2 separate regions of the Homo sapiens genome follow, and region 2 is linked to region 1. Evidence: chromatin contacts called from ENCODE Hi-C or POLR2A ChIA-PET data. All regions are on one chromosome and are shown on one strand. The core of a region is the stretch at or near the end of the contact, and the rest is flanking DNA. Distances in the headings are between cores, read along the strand shown. Region 1 has its middle 21 kb from the start of ARL11. Region 2 overlaps RCBTB1 (RCC1 and BTB domain containing protein 1).

What was found. A loop is a pair of places that touch in the nucleus more often than their neighbours do. ChIA-PET counts read pairs that join two places held with the same protein, here RNA polymerase II (POLR2A). Pooled maps may share reads with other maps.
Region 2: a map of PC-3 shows a loop between it and region 1 (2.1-fold over the local background). The contact joins two enhancer-like sites. A Hi-C loop is called at or near these places in 14 of 168 maps with a recorded cell type or tissue (CD8-positive, alpha-beta T cell, Caco-2, MCF 10A and 10 more), 1 of 37 single-sample maps with no recorded cell type and 16 of 50 pooled maps. POLR2A ChIA-PET finds 5 or more read pairs at or near these places in 8 of 52 experiments (A673, H1, HCT116 and 5 more).

Annotation. Positions count from the first base shown.
Region 1 is chr13:49,605,894-49,608,970 of GRCh38, forward strand. No RefSeq gene overlaps it. Among named protein-coding and RNA genes, the nearest start is that of ARL11, 21 kb to the right of the region's middle. RefSeq lists an enhancer at 993-1,212. Within about 2 kb of position 1,303, at least 4 of the 41 ENCODE cell types and tissues checked have a DNase peak (open chromatin) inside an H3K27ac peak, as active enhancers do; they include OCI-LY7, where a contact is called at or near this core.
Region 2 is chr13:49,529,255-49,532,241 of GRCh38, forward strand. RCBTB1 (RCC1 and BTB domain containing protein 1) reads right to left here. Exons shown (of 13, transcript NM_018191.4): 13 at 2,692-2,987. Among named protein-coding and RNA genes, the nearest start is that of PHF11, 35 kb to the left of the region's middle. Within about 2 kb of position 1,362, at least 6 of the 41 ENCODE cell types and tissues checked have a DNase peak (open chromatin) inside an H3K27ac peak, as active enhancers do; they include OCI-LY7, where a contact is called at or near this core.

The DNA.
Region 1 (3,077 bases), core at 53-2,552:
ATGTTCTACTGAAGGTTAAATCATTGCTGCCTATGTACCATACGATGTAAAGTAACATTTTTTTAAAGAGAATGCAATCTTGGCCGAGCGCAGTGGGCCTGTAATCCCAGCACTTTGAGAGGCCGAGGTGGGCGGACCACTTGAGGTCAGGAGTTCAAGACCAGCCTGGCCAATATGGTGAAACCCCGTCTCTACTAAAAATACAAAAATTAGGCCAGGCACGGTGGCTCACACCTGTAATCCCAGCACTTTGGAAGGTCAAGGCGGGTGGATCACCTGAGGTCAGGAGTTCAAGACCAGCCTGGCCAACATGGAGAAACCCCGTCTCTACTAAAAATACAAAAAAAAAATTAGCCAGGTGTGGTGGCACATGCCTGTAATCCCGGCTACTTGGGAGGCTGAGGCAGGAGAATCACTTGAACCTGGGAGGCGGAGGTTGCAGTGAGCCAAGATCATGCCATTGCACTCCAGCCTGGGCAACAAGAGTGAAACTCCGTCTCAAAAAAAAAAATTAGCCAGGCATGGTGGTGGGCGCCTGTAATCCCAGCTATTCGGGAGGCTGAGACAGGAAAATCACTTGAAACCAGGAGGTAGAGGCTTCAGTGAGCCAAGATCACACCACTGCACTCCAGCCTGGGGGACAGAGCAAGACTCTGTCTCAAAAATAAAAATAAAAATAAAAAAAAGAAAATACAATCTTCACAACTTAATAACTTATGTTATTCTTTCTAAAAATTAATTTCCTAAACCATGTAGTTTAATGTGATTTAATGTAGTTAAATACTAGCATTAAAACTTGTTTCTTGAAGGGCGCAGTGGCTCACACCTGTAATCCCAGCATTTTGGGAGGCTGAGGAGGGCAGATCGCCTGAAGTCAGGAGTTCGAGACCAGCCTGGCTAACATGGCGAAAACCCATCTTTAGTTAAAATACAAAAATTAGCTGGGTTTGGTGGTGCATGCCTGTAATCCCAGCTGCTCGGGAGGCTGAGGCACAAGAATTGCTTGAGCCCGGGAGATGGAGGTTGTAGTGAGCCGATATCGCACCACTGCACTCCAGCCTGGGCTACAGAGACTCTGTCAAAAAAAAAAGAAAAGAAAAGAAAAGCAGAAACTTGTTTCTTGATGAAGTTTGTTTTCCTGGGATCACACACAGATCTCCCACGGTGGTCCTTCTTGTTCTTTCTCCTTCTGCAAAGACCCTGGAAACCGCTTGTTGAAGATGGCGGGGCCACAGAATGAAAGGAGCCTTGGTCCCTGAGTCACGGCTTGGAGGAAAGCTTTATGGCGTTTAGGAACACTATTGTTTGTTGGTCCTGAAGAGGAAGTACTTCACAGAGCAAGCCTGCCACCATGTGGCGCGGGCCCAAACCTAGCATCAGTTAAAGGTTCATTCTCATTTACTTGGTTGCCTCTGGTTCACTTACTAACCAATCTAGATTTAATGCTGTCTAATAAGAAATTAATACCCAGGTGTATTCTATAGGTTTAAGTAGTTTTTAATTTCAAGATACATTTCTTCAATTCTGAAATTATTGCAATATTTCCAAACTGGCTACAGGAGTGACCACAACATTTATAATATGATCCAGGCACATTCACAAGAGGACTACTTCAGTGCATCACAAACATGGAAACAAACTCAGCAATTTGTAGGATTTATCTCAGTTCACTCAAAAGTTGGTCAATGAGCCAGATTAGAAGGCAGAATTCCGGCCAGGTGTGGTGGGTCATGCCTGTAATCACAGTGCTTTGGGAAGCTGAGGTGGGAGGATTGCTTGAGCCCAGGAATTTGAGACCAGCCTGGGCAACAGGGTGAGACCTTGTCGCTATAAAAAATAAAAAAATAAGAGGCAGAATTCCTTGGAATGGAAACAGGTAGTGTGAAGGACTGCCAAAAATGGATGAAAAACCCTCATGGAAGGAGAGTCAGAACTTAACAGTTTCCTAGAGTTTTAACACCGTATAAGCTCACTATGTTCTAGCATGCCAGGCTGACGTTTCCCAGAACTCTCTCTACATTTATCAAGACAGGAATGACATCGGAAGTTGTTTGCAAGACTATAGGTCTAGCAGGTGGCTAAGAGGAAGTCTGGTATTGCTGCTGCGTCTATTTTTATGTATTTATTCATTTATTTTTTAAGACGAAGTCTCACTCTGTTGCCCAGCCAGGAGTGCAGTGGTGCAATCTCAGCTCACTGCAACCTCCACCTCCTGGGTTCAAGCAATTCTCCCACCTCAGCCTCCTGACCACCTCCCAGGTTCAAGCAATTCTCCTGCCTCACCCTCCCGAGTAGCTGAGATTACAGGTGCGTGCCACCACACCTGGCTAATTTTGTATTTTTAATAGAGGGGTTTTACCATGTTGGCCAGGTTGGTGTCGAACTCTTGGCCTCAAGAGATCTGCCCACCTCAGCCTCCCAAAGAGCTGGGATTACAGGCATAAGCCACTGTGCCTGGCCTTGGTATAGCTGCTGCTTCTAACACTTGCTTCTAATGATTGGTGGGTGGAGGCAGCAGTACTCACATTCTGATACAGTTATTAAATGTTCCTTTTTTTCTTTGGTCCTATTACTACTTCTTTCTTTTTCTACCACTGCAAACTCTGAAATATCTATTACACATAAAATGTCAACTATAACTCACCTGATTTCACTGTAGAAAGCAATTAAAAGGGAAAAATTGTATTTACTTGAGGGTGAAAAAAAAAACCCACATCATCCTTTTCTTTATGTTCCTTTTTTACACTGATATATAAACTTGTTATTTCCACCTAACTAAATTGATTCATTTAATCCAGTGACTGTGGTTAAATTGAAAAAAGGTTTGAAAAGAGGGGGTGTCTATGGAAACCCAAACTTCTTCACACTCCAGCTTTTTCACTACCTTCTCACCTCCCCAGCTTCCACATTTTCGCAAGCATGGGTATATATGTCCCAAGGCTGTGGTTCCCAGGGGCCAAAAGTATATGAATAAGCCTATATTATGTAAACCTTTCATCTTTTAGGACATGCTGTGCCTTCCATTTAGAGCATTTATCATCTCCATTCTGATCACCATGTAACCAGATATGATGGGC
Region 2 (2,987 bases), core at 112-2,611, 77 kb before region 1:
CATGGTACTCTGATTTTCAATAATGCTGCGTCTCAAAATGGGTTTTAACTGAGTCTCCAAGCATGGTGTCTGACATGTAATAAATAAGTACTGGAAAAATATTTGCAGGAGATGAAAAAGAACAGTCCATTCCAGTTGTAATGGCAGCCCTAGCCTAAGTTCTTATATCTTAGGGACAAAATCTAAACCAGTGGATTTCAAATCCGGCCGCACATCAGAATCATGTGGGGCACTTTAAAAACTACAGAAGTGAAGACCCCATCCAACACCCTCTGAACAGATTTCCGCTAGTCTAGATGATTATTGATTACTGTAGCTTCAGCTTCCTATCCTGATATTAAGTCTTAGCAAAGTTTTTGGTTGTTGTTTTGTTTTGTTTAAGACGGAGTCTCACTTTGTTGCCAGGCTGGAGTGCAGTGGTGTGATCTCGGCTCACTGCAACCTCTGCCTCCTAGGTTCAAGCGATTCTCCTGCCTCAGCCTCCCAAGTAGCTGGGACTACAGGCGCGCACCACCATGCCCAGCTAATTTTTGTATTTTTAGTAGAGATGGGGTTTCACCATGTTGGCCAGGATGGTCTCGATCTCTTGACCTCGTGATCTGCCTGCCTCGGCCTCCCAAAGTGCTGGGATTACAGGCGTGAGCCACCACGCCCAGCCATCTTAGCAAAGTTTATCTGACTAATCATTCTGATGTCATGATCTTTATTTAAAAAAAAAAACCTTTGTCCCCCACTTTACTTTCACGTTTAACCTGTGACTCACACAGCATGTAACTGTGCACCATGGAGCACCATGTGTTTGGTGGCCATGAGGCTGGCTACTGGGCAAACCCGAGTATGGGTTCATAAGGCGGAGCCGAGTATGAACTTCAGCTATGTCACTACTGAAAAACTTGAATCCGATTATTTAATCTGAGAATGCTGCTGCCTACCTTATGGGACAAAATATGGACAAGTAAGTAAAATGTGAAGCAGAGAGCACAATGTCTGGCACTATGGGAAATAAATGTTAAAACACACCCATGCACGCACACACTCCCCTTGCTAACATTTCTGTCTTATTTTCTCCATTCTAACCAAACTTAATTATGATAAGCTCTGGAAGGCTCATTAGCCCCCATCTCTTGTGCCTCTTTTTGTTTTGGAGATGAGCTAAAAGGACACTTTATATTTTCCCCTATCCAACACAAGCGTTATCTTCAGAACAACTAACTGCTTGTCATGTTAACCCTATTAACTGTATTAGTCCGTTCTCACACTGGTATGAAGAAATACCAGAGACTGGGTAATTTATAAAGGAAACAGGTTTAATGGACTCAGTTCCGCATGGCTGGGGAGGTCTCAAGAAACTTACAATTGTGGCGGAAAGGGAAGAGGCCCGTCTTACGTAGTGGCAAGTAAGTGAGAGCACGCAAAGCCCAGGGGGAACTGCCATTTATAAAACCATCAGATCTCATAAGAACTCCCTCAATAGCATGAGAACAGCATGGGGAAACCGCCCCCATAATCCAATCACCTCCCAACAGGTCTCCCTCAACAACTGAGGATTACAATTCAAGATAAGTTGGGTGGGGACACAGAGCCAAACCACATCATCCTATTTGGTTTTCTCTCACTGACTGTTATGAAAAGCTCTTTATAAGTATCTCATTGTGTTGTTAATTCCTAAACCTATCTCCCTCTCTCCTAATAATTCATATGTTCTTTGAGGATAGGGAATATGCCTTTCCCTTCAAGTACCCCCAAAGGTACAGACACATTTTTCTACTGTGCCAGTTCAACTGTACTACCCTTCAGCAGGAATAAAATCCAAAGATTTCTATGATGTTTGTTTGTGTATAGTTGAGAATCAAGCAGTTGACATGTTCATGCTGGTACCTATTTTTAGCCTGATACCCATTAAGAATCACACCACTGATTTTTTTTATTATGGTAAAATATATATATAACCTAAAATTTGCCATCCCAATCATTTTTAAATGTATGGTTCAATGGCATTAAACATTCATTTTTGTGCAACCATCACCACCATGCACCTAAAGCAGCAGTCCCCAACCTTTTTGGCACCAGGGACTGGTTTCGTGGAAGACAATTTTTCCACGGACCATGGGGATGGGGCGGTTGGTCAGGGGTGGGGAGGATGGTTTTGGGATGAAATTGGTCCACCTCAGATCACCAGTCATTAGATTCTCATATGGAGCACACAACCTAGATCCCTTGCATACTCAGTTCACTGTAGGGTTTGCACTCCTATGAGAATCTAATGTTCTAATGTTGCCACTGATCTGACAGGAGGCAGAACTCAGGCAGTAATGCTCACTCATCCGCCACTCACCTCCCGCTGTGCGACCTCTTCCTAACACGCCAGGGATGAATATGGGTCTGTGGCCCGAGGGTTGGGGACCCCTGACCTAAAGGACTCTTCATCTTGGAAAACTGAAACTCTGTATCCATTAAACAAGTTCCCCATTCTCCTCTCCCCTCAGACCCTGGCAATGACCATTCTACTATGTCTCAATGAATTTGACTAAGTATATCACACAAATGGCATCACATAGTATTTTTCTGTGAGTGGCTTATTTCACCCAGCATAATATCCTCAAGTTCACCTCTGTGCACCATGTGTCAGAATTTCTTTCCTTTTTAAGGCTGCAGACTACTGATTTTGAAGGAAAAAAACAACTCTATGTGCCTGTTTTAATGTTACTTTGTTTATTAACATGTCGTTCTAAATATTACATAAATACAGCTTACATACTAGAGTATCAAACATTGTTCCAGTAAGAAGTTCAAGAGTACATTTAGGGCTATCTTAAGAAATATGAATACTTTGGCTTCCATTATTACATTAGATGAAAAAATCAATTCAAATAAGAGTTGTCATATCCTGCTATGATTAACAAAAAAACAAGTAGAAAAATAAGAGAGTGTATTTAAAAAAAATAATCAAATGCTTTTTGAAAGACCTGTTCTCTTCACTGCCACAC